3 separate regions of the Homo sapiens genome follow, and regions 1 and 2 are each linked to region 3. The links are chromatin contacts, found by Hi-C or POLR2A ChIA-PET in ENCODE. All regions are on one chromosome and are shown on one strand. The core of a region is the stretch at or near the end of the contact, and the rest is flanking DNA. Distances in the headings are between cores, read along the strand shown. Region 1 holds the start of STUB1 (STIP1 homology and U-box containing protein 1). Region 2 holds the start of CHTF18 (chromosome transmission fidelity factor 18). Region 3 holds the start of NME4 (NME/NM23 nucleoside diphosphate kinase 4).

Evidence for each region. A loop is a pair of places that touch in the nucleus more often than their neighbours do. ChIA-PET counts read pairs that join two places held with the same protein, here RNA polymerase II (POLR2A). Pooled maps may share reads with other maps.
Region 1: a loop to region 3 is called in a map of K562, with 6 times the contacts of the local background. The contact joins the promoter of STUB1 here to the promoter of NME4 in region 3. A Hi-C loop is called at or near these places in 20 of 168 maps with a recorded cell type or tissue (A673, B cell, CD4-positive, alpha-beta memory T cell and 14 more), 29 of 37 single-sample maps with no recorded cell type and 33 of 50 pooled maps. POLR2A ChIA-PET finds 5 or more read pairs at or near these places in 8 of 52 experiments (A673, B cell, GM12878 and 5 more).
Region 2: a pooled map shows a loop between it and region 3 (20-fold over the local background). The contact joins the promoter of CHTF18 here to the promoter of NME4 in region 3. A Hi-C loop is called at or near these places in 6 of 37 single-sample maps with no recorded cell type and 9 of 50 pooled maps. POLR2A ChIA-PET finds 5 or more read pairs at or near these places in 1 of 52 experiments (A673).

What each region holds. Positions count from the first base shown.
Region 1 is chr16:676,881-681,659 of GRCh38, forward strand. STUB1 (STIP1 homology and U-box containing protein 1) reads left to right here and starts at 3,530. Exons shown (of 7, transcript NM_005861.4): 1 at 3,530-3,804; 2 at 4,272-4,470; 3 at 4,558-4,723. The coding sequence starts at 3,646. It overlaps RHBDL1 (rhomboid like 1), which reads left to right. Exons shown (of 8, transcript NM_001278720.2): 3 at 1-16; 4 at 91-239; 5 at 396-508; 6 at 579-679; 7 at 759-819; 8 at 901-1,388. The coding sequence ends at 1,172. It also overlaps the pseudogene STUB1-DT. RefSeq lists silencers at 3,009-3,118, 3,399-3,608 and enhancers at 4,289-4,338, 4,309-4,779.
Region 2 is chr16:787,370-790,434 of GRCh38, forward strand. CHTF18 (chromosome transmission fidelity factor 18) reads left to right here and starts at 1,251. Exons shown (of 22, transcript NM_022092.3): 1 at 1,251-1,406; 2 at 1,562-1,756; 3 at 1,841-1,991; 4 at 2,178-2,346; 5 at 2,808-2,900; 6 at 2,978-3,030. The coding sequence starts at 1,316. RPUSD1 (RNA pseudouridine synthase domain containing 1) reads right to left here and starts at 1,012. Exons shown (of 6, transcript NM_058192.3): 1 at 887-1,012; 2 at 187-375; 3 at 1-108. The coding sequence starts at 368. RefSeq lists an enhancer at 1-285 and silencers at 735-824, 845-1,304, 1,485-1,544.
Region 3 is chr16:394,016-398,448 of GRCh38, forward strand. It overlaps NME4 (NME/NM23 nucleoside diphosphate kinase 4), which reads left to right and starts at 3,184. Exons shown (of 5, transcript NM_005009.3): 1 at 3,184-3,298. The coding sequence starts at 3,208. RefSeq lists an enhancer at 2,775-2,824 and silencers at 3,115-3,604, 3,745-3,814.

The sequences.
Region 1 (4,779 bases), core at 2,280-4,779, 280 kb after region 3:
GGTCACTCTTGCCCAGGTGGGCCCCCCGGCCGCTGCCCCGGGAGCCTCCCGCGCTCCTGGCCATGACCAGCCTAACACTCGTGTCCCCAGATCATCGTGTTCCTGTGTTACGGGGCCCGCCTCAACAAGTGGGTGCTGCAGACCTACCACCCCGAGTACATGAAGAGCCCCCTTGTGTACCACCCCGGGCACCGTGCCCGCGCCTGGCGCTTCCTCACCTACATGTTCATGCACGTTGGGTGAGTAGCACTGCTGCCCGGTGAGCCCCGCCCCAACCTGCCATTACATCAGAAAGGCTTAGCCGCAAGGCAGGTGCGGCAACTTGAGGTGACGGCTGGGGGTGGGGCCGGATGGCTGACCCCACCCTTCGTACCCGTTTGCTTCCCTGTGGCCAGGCTGGAGCAGCTGGGGTTCAACGCCCTCCTGCAGCTGATGATCGGGGTGCCCCTGGAGATGGTGCACGGCCTGCTCCGCATCAGCCTGCTCTACCTGGCAGGCGTGCTGGCAGGTGAGGCAGGCGCGCACCCCCGCCCCCTGCCCTGGCCGGCTGCACCCTCACCCGCCGCTTGCTCACACAGGCTCCCTAACCGTCTCCATCACCGACATGCGGGCCCCGGTGGTGGGAGGCTCCGGCGGGGTCTACGCCCTGTGCTCGGCACACCTGGCCAACGTTGTCATGGTAACGGGCCTGCCCGGTGGGGGGCGTGGGGAGGGGCCCCAGGTGAGCCTCACCACTTCTCGTCTGCACACACCCATAGAACTGGGCTGGGATGAGATGTCCCTACAAGTTGCTGAGGATGGTGCTGGCCTTGGTGTGCAGTGAGTAGGGGCCGGGGGGAGGGCCGGGGGGCCTCTCAGCCTGCAGCCAGGGCACCTCCCACCTGCCGCGTCCCTCTGCAGTGAGCTCCGAGGTGGGCCGGGCCGTGTGGCTGCGCTTCTCCCCGCCGCTGCCCGCCTCGGGCCCACAGCCCAGCTTCATGGCGCACCTGGCAGGCGCGGTGGTGGGGGTGAGCATGGGCCTGACCATCCTGCGGAGCTACGAGGAGCGCCTGCGGGACCAGTGCGGCTGGTGGGTGGTGCTGCTGGCCTACGGCACCTTCCTGCTCTTCGCCGTCTTCTGGAACGTCTTCGCCTACGACCTGCTGGGCGCCCACATCCCCCCACCGCCCTGACCGGCTACCTGAGGCTGCACAGGCCAGGGCTCGGGCATGTGGTGGCCGCCCACCAGGGGCCTTCACGTCTGCCCTTTGTGAACGGACGTCTCAGGGCTGCTGTGCCCCTTGGGTGTGGGTGGCCTCAAAGGAGGCCCTGTCCCAGCCACCCACCCCCCACTCCCAGGACTTGCGGTCTGAGCCTTTTTGGATAATTAATAAATATTTTACACAGCACCAGGGGGCTGTCCCGGGCTCTGGAGACTCGTCAGGGCCCCCACACCTGCTGCACAGACCGCGACGGCCCTCCCCACCACGGGGGCCTGGACTTCCCTCCTTGTGCATCTCTGCACCTGGGGTCAGGCGTGGGAGTTGTTCCTGGGCCACAGGTGCTGTGTCTGTGGGAGCTGGGGGCACGCGGGATGGCTGGGGGCCGGGCGTGTGGTCAGGCCAGGTGTGTGGTCAGGCCGGGTGTGTGATCAGGCGTGAGTTTGGGAAGTGTTTATTGAGCTCCCGTAGTGGCCAGCCTCCTCTTCAGCCTCCCTGCCGTCCAGTGAGACCCGGAGGCCTGAGGTTCTGTGGCAGGTGAGCAGGCCTGGGCCATGGCCAAGTTTACTCGGCCTGGGTTCCATGCTTCTTGGCTGGCCTAGCATCCTCGTGGGTGGCCAGGCTGGGGCCAAGGTTGGGCAGCAGGTCTGGGCACAGCCTCTGCCCCACAGCCCAGGTCCACAGTGCTGTCTCCACTAGGTAGGGAGTCCACTGTCCTGAGGCACTGGCTAGGGAGGGGCACACGGACTCAGGCCCAGGGGCACGGGCCACCCCAACCTGCCCACACACAGTTCATTCCCCTTGGCTCAGAGCTGTGGCCCGCTCTTGAACCTGGCCCAGGTACAGCAGGTAGTACCTGAGGGTGTACTGTGGGGCCGGCCAGCCGGGCACTGTGGCCACCGCCTCATCTGACATGAAGGCCTCCATCTCTGGAGCTCCAGCTGCCAGGACTGCTGTGAACAGCGAGGAGAAGCAGCCAGACACACCCCATCAGGACAAGCTCTGGGAGACCCTGCTCCCAGCAGCCCAGGGCCCTATGGTTCCTGCTCCTAGCGACACGCAAGGGCCCAGACTGCCCGCTTCACAGACAAGAACGCCTATGTACCCAAGTCGTGCCCACCCAACTCACCCGAGGCTGTGGTGGGCCCACACCGCAGAGGGCACACAGCTCGGTGACTGCAGCCCCCACATCTGGCAGGAGGCAGAAGGTGGCGGTCGAACAGTGCACAACCAGCTCAGGGGGATTGGTGGCCACCAGCTGCTGCAGACGTGGCCGGAAGCGCCCCTCTGTGGGAGGCCAGGTCAGGGTGCCTGGGGTGCTGGACCCACCAGGGAGGCCCCGCCCCCACTGGAGACACCCGCCCCGCCGATGCCACGCCCCAATGAAGACCCGCGCTACGGAGGCCCTGCCCTCGGGGCGGGCCGCCCTTCACAGTCAAGCTGCCAGGCCAGCAGCCGCTCCAGCTCCCTGTCACATGCTTCTCTGCTCTGCCCCTGATGGCCGCTGGCAACTCTTCCCGATACCTGAGGAAGGGCGGTGAGGGGAGGACTGGCCACGGAGGACGCTCGCCCCACCGATCTCTATCCCCTTCCACTCTACCAACAGTCCGGGGCTTCCAGCCGCCCTCGGGGGCTCGCGCTCGCCCGTAGCACCTCTCGTGGCGCTCCAGAATGGCAGCCCAGCGACTGGGGTCCTCACACCCCACAGCGCGTGGGAAGCCGCTACGTTCACGCGCAGGGGCGGGAGGCGGCGGCTGGGGGCGGGGCCTCTGCTGATGGGGCCGGGTGCTGGGGGCGGGGCCTCTGGATTGGGCGGTTGCTGGGGGCGGGGCCTCTGCGGATGGGGCTGGGGGCGGGGCCTCTGCTGATGGGGCCGGCGGCTGGGGGCGGGGCCTCTGGATTGGGCGGCTGCTGGGGGCGGGGCCTCTGCGGATGGGGCCGGCTGCTGGGGGCGGGGCCTCTGGATGGGGCCGGCTGCCGGGGGAGGGGTCTCTGCGCGTTGGGACAGGGGCGGAACCCCAGGTGGTCGGGACAGGCTGTTGCGGGAGCGCGCCCTCAGCGAAGCAAGTGAGGCATCTCACTGGGAAAGTCGAATGTGTGTGGCGGCCGCCGCCGAGGCGGGTTCCGAAGAGACCTCAGCAGGGCAGGCCAGGGCCTACGCGAACGCCCACCCTTAAGAGCGCGGGGACAGGGAACTGGAGCGTTCCTCCCAGCCCCCGACGTCGCGGGCCCAGTGTCCCCGTCCAGGCTGGTTGGGCGCACGCGCGGCCCCACTCGCCCCCACGCGTGCGTCCCCGCTGGTCCCGCCCCCGGCCGGAAGTTCCGGCGGCGGAGCTGGGCCGGGCCCGAGCGGATCGCGGGCTCGGGCTGCGGGGCTCCGGCTGCGGGCGCTGGGCCGCGAGGCGCGGAGCTTGGGAGCGGAGCCCAGGCCGTGCCGCGCGGCGCCATGAAGGGCAAGGAGGAGAAGGAGGGCGGCGCACGGCTGGGCGCTGGCGGCGGAAGCCCCGAGAAGAGCCCGAGCGCGCAGGAGCTCAAGGAGCAGGGCAATCGTCTGTTCGTGGGCCGAAAGTACCCGGAGGCGGCGGCCTGCTACGGCCGCGCGATCGTGAGTGCGCCCGCGCGGGGAGGGCGGCGGCGGTGGCACCGGGGAGGGCCGGGCCCGGGCCCGGCCGGCCCCACCGAGGGTCTGGCTCCTCTTCGGGGCGTGTCCTCGGCTCCCAAAGCCCAGCCGTGGTTCTCGAGCCCAGCGCCGGGTGCCGGAGAACGAGGGTGCGATGCTGGATGGAGGCCGGCCGGGTGGGGGGAGGGCAGGGGCCCTCGACCCTTGAGGACCCCAGGTCCTAAGCCCGGACTCTCCAAAGATTTGGAAAACTTTACAAAACCAAGTGGAATCAAGCGGATAGGCTCAGCCAGTACTCCACTGTGCACAGATCCTTGGACCCAGGGGCTTTGACAACTGAGAAACCTAGTTTCTTGATTCTAGCCAGAGCGCAGAAGCTGGGACGGGCCGTGGGTCAGAGTGGGCACGCTGAGCCTACGCCCTCATGCGGCTGGCCCGGCCTTGGTCCCTAGACCCGGAACCCGCTGGTGGCCGTGTATTACACCAACCGGGCCTTGTGCTACCTGAAGATGCAGCAGCACGAGCAGGCCCTGGCCGACTGCCGGCGCGCCCTGGAGCTGGACGGGCAGTCTGTGAAGGCGCACTTCTTCCTGGGGCAGTGCCAGCTGGAGATGGAGAGCTATGATGAGGCCATCGCCAATCTGCAGCGAGGTTGGCTGACAAGCTGCCCGGTTGTGGGGCCTCTGGGGCCAGGCGGGTGGACTGGCCAGAGAGTGACGTGAAGCCCCCGTTCCCCAGCTTACAGCCTGGCCAAGGAGCAGCGGCTGAACTTCGGGGACGACATCCCCAGCGCTCTTCGAATCGCGAAGAAGAAGCGCTGGAACAGCATTGAGGAGCGGCGCATCCACCAGGAGAGCGAGCTGCACTCCTACCTCTCCAGGCTCATTGCCGCGGAGCGTGAGAGGTGGGACCCTCACCCCAGGCCGCCCTGTCTTGGGATAATTCTGAATCACCGACTCC
Region 2 (3,065 bases), core at 1-2,500, 390 kb after region 3:
TTGGTCACGCGCCGCTCCTTGAAGCACCTGTACGCGCTGCCGGCGGCTGCCTTGTTTAGGGCCACGCACAGCGCCCCGCTGGTGGAGAAATCCAGCTGGTGGCAGAACCTGGAGTGGGACAGAGTCCAGAGTCTGAGCCACTTTCCTCCACAGACGCCACCGTGGGGCTCCGGCCGCCCCCCCTACCTGAACCCGTAGCAGGTGTCAGGGTCGGCCAGCTCGGGAAAGCGGTACCGCAGCTGCTTCTGCAGGGTCAGAGTCTCCCGCCACGCCTTGCTGTCAATGCGAACGTCCCAGTGCTTGTTGACCACCAGGAAGTCGCGGCTCCGGTACACGATGGACAGGTTCTCCACGCTGCCTGGCTCCATGGCCGGCCTGCCGAGCCACGCGTGGGTGCGTGTGCTGTGAGCACGTGGTGCGCCCCCAGCCCAGCATACAGAGGTACCCGCACCGCCCCACCCGGGCTCCGGTGCGAAGCCACCGAGCCGGGTCCGCAGCCCTACTGTGCACCTGCATCCTCAGTCCCCGAGATCAGTCCCCAGGGCGTCAGCTGGGGAGTCAAGGAGTCAGCCTGCTCCGGGCTGACCTGAAGGGCCCTGCCTGACCTAAGCCTGGAGAAAGAGCCCGTTCCAAACCTGCCCCACAGATCCTCCCCACAGACCCTCCCCTCCAGGGGATGCACGTGAATGCCTCTGCCCGACGGTGGGGGCGGGGAGGGGCTGCAGCACTACCAGGCCCGGCAGCCAGGTCTGCCCGCAGCGCGGGTTAGGGCTGGGGCCTCCTCGCTCCCCGCAGTCCGCGCAGACCCGCGCCCCGCACAGGCCCGGTGGGCAGGCCGACCCTGGCTCCGAGCCCCTCCCGCGCCCACGCCCACGCCAAGACCAACCTGCTGCCGGGCCGTGCAGTCCAGGCCCCCGATGCCGTGCCCGGCGCCGGCTCCAGCCGCGCGCCCGCGCGCTGGCGACCCAGAGACCCTGGAAGCTCCGCTCCGGACGCCTGGCAGCGCTTCCGCCCTGCACCGCTGCGCGCGCAGCCCCGCCCCCCCCCCCGGCCCGCCCCCGGCCCGCCCCCGCCGCGGAAGGGCGGCTGCGGCGGCCAATGGCGAGCTCCCCAGGACAGGACGCGGGGGCTGCGGAGCAGGAACTCGCCCCGCCCACCCCTCGCGCAGCCCCGCCTCCGCCACGCCAACCAATGGCGCGCGCCGCCGGGCACGCCGGCTGCTGATTGGCGGCGCCCGGCACGCTCGGGGCGGGCAGTGCGCGACGGCGGCGGCGGCGCGGGAGGTTCGGAGCGGGAGCTCGGGCTCGCGGACGGTATGGAGGACTACGAGCAGGAGCTGTGCGGCGTCGAGGATGATTTCCACAACCAGTTCGCGGCCGAGCTGGAGGTGCTGGCAGAGCTGGAAGGTGGGGCGCGGCCCCCGGCCGTTGGGGAGGAGCTGCGAAAGCCGGGACAGTGGCGACCTCGGGGAGGGCGTGCCGGGGGCCGAAGGGGCCTCCACGTCGCCGCTGGCGGGATCTGCTGTCTCGGGGCGGCCGCTGACAATCTCCTCTCCCAGCAGGGGCGTCGACTCCGTCGCCCTCCGGGGTCCCCCTGTTCACCGCGGGCCGACCCCCGCGGACGTTCGAGGAGGCCCTTGCCAGAGGGGACGCGGCCTCCAGTCCCGCCCCAGCCGCATCTGTGGGCAGCAGCCAGGGCGGCGCCAGGAAGAGGCAGGTGGACGCCGACCTGCAGCCGGCCGGGTCCCTGCCCCACGGTAGGTTGGCGGCATTGCCCCAGGGCCTCCGGAGTGGGCGCGAGGCTGAGGAGGCCTCTGGTTCCCTGCATGTGTCTCCCCCAGCCCCCAGGATCAAACGGCCTAGGCTGCAGGTGGTCAAGAGGCTGAACTTCAGATCGGAGGAGATGGAGGAGCCGCCCCCTCCCGACTCCTCGCCGACGGACATCACCCCGCCGCCGAGCCCTGAGGACCTCGCAGAGCTTTGGGGCCACGGGTGTGTGGCTTGGACATGGGCGTCCCATCCCATCTGTCCAGTGGGACTCAGATGGAGCCCATCCCGTGCCCTGGATGAGGCCTGGGGGGTGGGGAGGGTTCCATGGCTGAGAGCAGTCTCGGACACCCATATCCAAGGGTGACCCCACGCTTGAGTTTCTGCCACTGAGCCCCGGTCTCTCTCCAGAGTCTCAGAAGCTGCTGCCGACGTGGGTCTCACACGGGCCTCACCAGCTGCCCGCAATCCCGTCCTGAGGCGGCCCCCCATCTTGGAGGACTACGTCCACGTGACATCCACGGAGGGCGTCCGGGCTTATCTGGTGCTGCGTGCTGACCCCATGGCCCCGGGGGTGCAGGTGCGTGGCTGTGGCCTTCCTGCACGGTGGGTGGGCCAGTGCTGCTCAGGAAAGGGTCCTTGGAGCCCCTCACCCCTGCCATTTGCTTAAAGCGGGTCCTGTGCAGAGCCCCAGGGGTGCAGAGGGGGAGGCTGCGTCATGGGGCGTAGACTTAGAGGACACAGCCTCCCCACAGCAGGTTGCTGTCCAGCCTGTTTGTATGGCCTCGGGTGGAGAGGGCCTCCTTGCTTCCCCTCCTGCTTTTGCCCTTTCCTCCTTTCTCCTAAAGCTGCCCCCAATTTCCCTTTGCAGCTGACCCATCTGGATGGCTTCATTCCTTTGGCACCCCTGTCCAGTCTCCCACCCCTCACTGGCCAGCTTACTGGGGTTGTCCCACCCGGGTCCCTGAGCACTGATGGGGGCTGACGTGAATCCTGTGACCTAGGAGGGGCCCAGAGGCAATTGTCCTCCCTTCCCCACAGGGCTCTCTCCTCCACGTCCCATGGCGAGGCGGTGGCCAGCTGGACCTGCTGGGTGTGTCCTTAGCCTCCCTGAAGAAGCAGGTCGACGGCGAGGTAGGGGCTGCGGGTTTGCTGGGGGGCGGTGGCGGGGCCGCCTGAGCCCTCCTGATTCCAGCCTGTTGTTTGCACAGCGGCGGGAGCGGCTGCTTCAGGAGGCCCAGAAGCTTTCAGACACCCTGCACAGGTGACTTGGTTGGCCCTTCCGCCCTGGGGACCCTT
Region 3 (4,433 bases), core at 1,934-4,433:
GTAATCCCAGCACTTTAGGAAGCTGCGGTGGGTGTATCGCCTGAGGTCAGGAGTTCGAGACCAGACTGGCCAACATGGCGAAACCCTGTCTATACTAAGAATACAAAAAATTAGCTGGGTGTGGTGGCGAGCACCTGTAATCCCAGCTACTCGGGAGGCTGAGGCAGGAGAATTGCTTGAACCCAGGAGGTGGGGGTTGCAGTGAGCTGAGATCATGCCCTTGCACTCCAGCCTGGGCAACAGAGTAAGACGATGTCTCACCAACAAACAAACAAAATATTTTAGGCAGCGGGGCGTGGTGGCTCACACCCGTAATCCCATCACTTTGGGAGGCCAAGGCGGGTTGATCACAAGGTCAAGAGATCGAGACCATCCTGGCCAACATGGTGAAACCCCATCTCTACTAAAAAACAAAAATTAGCCGGGTGTGGTGGCGCGTGCCTGTAATCTCAGCTACTCAGGAGGCTGAGGCAGGAGAATCGCTTGAATTGGGAGGCGGAGGTTGCAGTGAGCCAGGATTACACCACTGCACTCCAGCCTGGCAACAGAGTGAGACTCCATCTCAAAAACAAAAACAAAAACAAAAACAAAATATTTTAGGCCAAGTGCGGTGGCTCAGGCCTGTTTTCCTAGTTACTGGGGAGGCTGAGGCAGGAGGATCGCTTGAGGCTGGGAGGTGAAGGCTGCAGTTGAGCTATGACTGCACCACTGCACTCCAGCCCAGGTGACAGAACGAGACCCTGTTGCTAAAAAAACAAAAATAAAACATTAAAAAATGTACGATATAGTGGCCGGGCGCGGTGGCTCATGCCTGTAATCCCAGCACTTTGGGAGGCTGAGGCGGGCAGATCACAAGGTCAGGAGATCGAGACCATCCTGGCTAACATGGTGAAACCCCGTCTCTACTAAAAATACAAAAAAAAAAAAAAATTAGCCAGGCGTGGTGGCAGGCGCCTATAGTCCCAGCTGGAGGCTGAGGCAGGAGGATGGCGTGAACCCGGGAGGCGGAGCTTGCAGTGAGCCGAGATCGCGCCACTGCACTCCAACCTGGGTGACAGAGTGAGACTTCGTCTCAAAAAAAAAACAGAGTACGCTATAGTAATATCTGCTTTTTCCTTTTTGCAATAGCTTTATTGGGATACAATTGACATACTATACACTTCACTCATATATTTTTTGTTTATTTACTATTTTTTTTCAAGAGACAGGGTCTTGCTATATTGCCCTGGCTAGTCTCAAACTCCTGGGCTTATGTGATCCTCCTGCCTCAGCTTCCCAAATTGTTGGGATAATAGGCCTGAGCAAGAGTCCAGCCTCTAAAAAGAAAGAAAGTCACTTCTTTATACCATAGTACTGCAAATTCTAGTCAGAGCAACTAGACAAGAAAATAAAATAAAAGGCATTCAGATTGGAAAGAAAGAACTGAAACCGTCTCTATTCCCATATGACATGATGTTTTTTCTTTTCTTTTTTTTTTTTTTTTTGAGACAGAGTCTTGCTCTGTTGCCCAGGCTGGAGTGCAGTGGCATGCTCTCGGCTCATTGTGAGCTCCACCTCCTGGGTTCAAGCCATTCTCCTGCCTCAGCCTCCTGAGTAGCTGGGATTACAGGCATGCACCACCATGTCCAGCTAATTTTTGTATTTTTAGTAGAGACGGGGTTTCACCACGTTGACCAGGCTGGTCTTGAACTCCTGACCTCGTGATCCGCTCGCCTCGGGCTCCCAAAGTGCTGGGATTACAGACATGAGCCAGTGTGCCCCGCTCCATATGACACAATCTTATACAAAGAAATTCCCAAGGAATTAATTAAAAACTATTAGAACTAATAAATGCATTTGGAAGGCTTGCAGGATACAAGATCAATACACAAAGCTCAATTGTTGGCCAGGCGTGGTGGCTCACGCCTGTAATCCCAGCCCTTTGGGAGGCCAAGGCGGGTGGATCACCTGAGGCCACGAGTTTGAGACCAGCCTGGCCAACATGGCGAAACCCCGTCTCTACTAAAAATAAAAAAAAACACCAGCCAGGTGTGGTGGCAAGCTCCTGTAATTCCATCTACTCGGGAGCCTGAGGCAGGATAACTGCTTGAACCTGGGAGGCGGAGGCTGCAGTGAGCAGAGATATGCCATTATTGCACTCCAGCCTGGGCAACAAGAGCGACACTCTGTCTGAAAACAAACAAACCTCAATTGTCTGTTATACACTTGCAATGGACAATTCAAATAAGAAAACAATTCCATTCACAATAGCAGCAAAAAGAACAGGCTTTTTCAAGACTCATTAAGTAAGTTCTAGCAGTGGGAGACCTAACCATTTCAAATAGTAGCATGCTGTGCTATCTACCCAAATATTACCGTACCTGTGAATTCTGTTGGTGACAAAGTCACAGGCCCTGCAACTATGAATGTGGCTTCTTCCTTATATCCGCAATTGAATGAATTAGAGGAATGCAGTCACATCAGAGGCCATTTGAGAATAAAGGTCGGATTTTTCCCCATTCAAATTCACAGACCAGGCTCACATCTGTAATCCCAGCACCTTGGGAAGCCAAGGCAGGAGGATTTCTTGATCCCAGGAGTTTGAGACCAGCATGGGCAACATAGGGAGGCCCCATCTCTACAAAAAATTAAAATATTAGCTGGTTGTGGTGGCGCGGGTCTGTAGTCCCGCCTACTCGTCCTGGCCGCAGAGTCAGCGTCTCCGGAGCGCCTCCTTCTCCCGCCCTGGGGCTCACGTGGGAATTTCACCCTCCATTGGAGGGGGCTCAGACCAGGGCTTCTAGACCTCCTTTTGGTCCGTGAATTTATTTTTGAGACAGAGTCTTGCTCTATTGCTCAGGCTGGAGTGCAGCGGTGCAGTCACAGCTCACTGCAGCCTCAATCTCCTGGGCTCACGCGATCCTCCTGCCTCAGCCTCCCGAGTGGGCCTTCCTCCGTGGGAAAGCGTTAAAACGATAGTTAACGGTTGCGTCGGTGTAAAGACGAATGCAATTCGAGAAGGATTCATTATTATTTTGTTTTTTCTTCTGATTTTTAACAGAAATTGGCGTTGAACATTTCCCCCGTGAGCGCCGGGCCACGGGGGTCCGGGGCGGCGGGGGGCTCCGGGGCGGCGGGGGGCTCCCGGGCGGGCGGGGGCGGGTCTCGGGCTGGCACCGCCCTCCGCGCCCGCTCCTCGCGCTCACAGCGGCCCGCGGGCCGGGCGTCATGGGCGGCCTCTTCTGGCGCTCCGCGCTGCGGGGGCTGCGCTGCGGCCCGCGGGCCCCGGGCCCGAGCCTGCTAGTGCGCCACGGCTCGGGTGAGTGGGGCCGCGCGCCCCGGCGGGGACGCGGAGGGGAGGAAGGGGCGCGCGCCGCTCGGCCTTTGTGCGCGCACGTGCGGGCTGGGGTCCGACTCCCCCAGAGGCCTCGGGGCGCGGGCTGCGGGGTCCGTCCGAGTTGGGGAAGGCGCCGGCTCGCACCCGCACGCCCCTCCAGTGCCCGTCCGGCTCTGCGGCTCCTTCTCGCCTCCCCAGGCCCCAGGCTGCAGGCGCCCGGCGAGTTGGCAGCCTGGGCGGGTCCGGGGCGACCGAGGGCCCGGGAGCGCAAGGAAGGCAGAGGCCGGCTGCAGCACTGGGCGGGGAGGGGGTCTCCCGGCCGGGGTGGGGGTGGGGGTGTGGGGGGGTGAGGGAGTCGGGGGGTGGGGGTGGGGGTGTGGGGGGGTGAGGGAGTCGGGGGGTGGGGGTGGGGGGAGCCGCTCCGCTGGGGCGTTCGCTGAAGGCCAAGTTAGGCCAGAATCTGACTGGGACGTCAGGCCCCAAGTCCCCGGCCCCGCCGCTGCCCGGCCCCCCCAGCTGCCACCTCACAGGACGATCCATGTCCCAGGGCTCCCTCCATCGGCTCTGAAAAGTGAGCCGCCGCCTGCAATGCCCGCACCAGCCGCAGCAGAGCCCCAGGCTACACAAGGCGCCCTGCAAACTGGGTTTTGGGGGAACAAACCAACCAGGGGGTCTTCCTCCCGTGGGCTTCAGCCGCCTGCTGGGGTTAACTTTTCCTCCTGGCCTGGCGGAGCCCCTTTGGCTCTGTCCAGATTCTGTGGGACATACAGGGTCTGGGCTCCTCTGGAAACCAGGGACCCGATGCCGGAGGGTAGCTTGGCTCTGGAGCAGCCTGGGACTATAGGAAGGTGAGGACGTCTTCTGTTTCCCTGGCAGCGTCCCCTCCAGAGGAGGACGGCTGGGGCGGAGCTCAGCGCTGACCCTGGGTCTGGAAGCGACAGGCCTTGAAACTCCACAGCAGCACAGGCCCCGTCTCCTGGCTCGGACAGAACCCTGCTACCTTCCCTCTTCAATCTTCAGGCCCCTTTTTGTCCGTGTTTCCAGGGCTCACCTGGTGGGGAAAGTGTGTTTCTCCCTGGTTCCCTGCCACTCATTCACCTCAGACACAGGGTGGGCT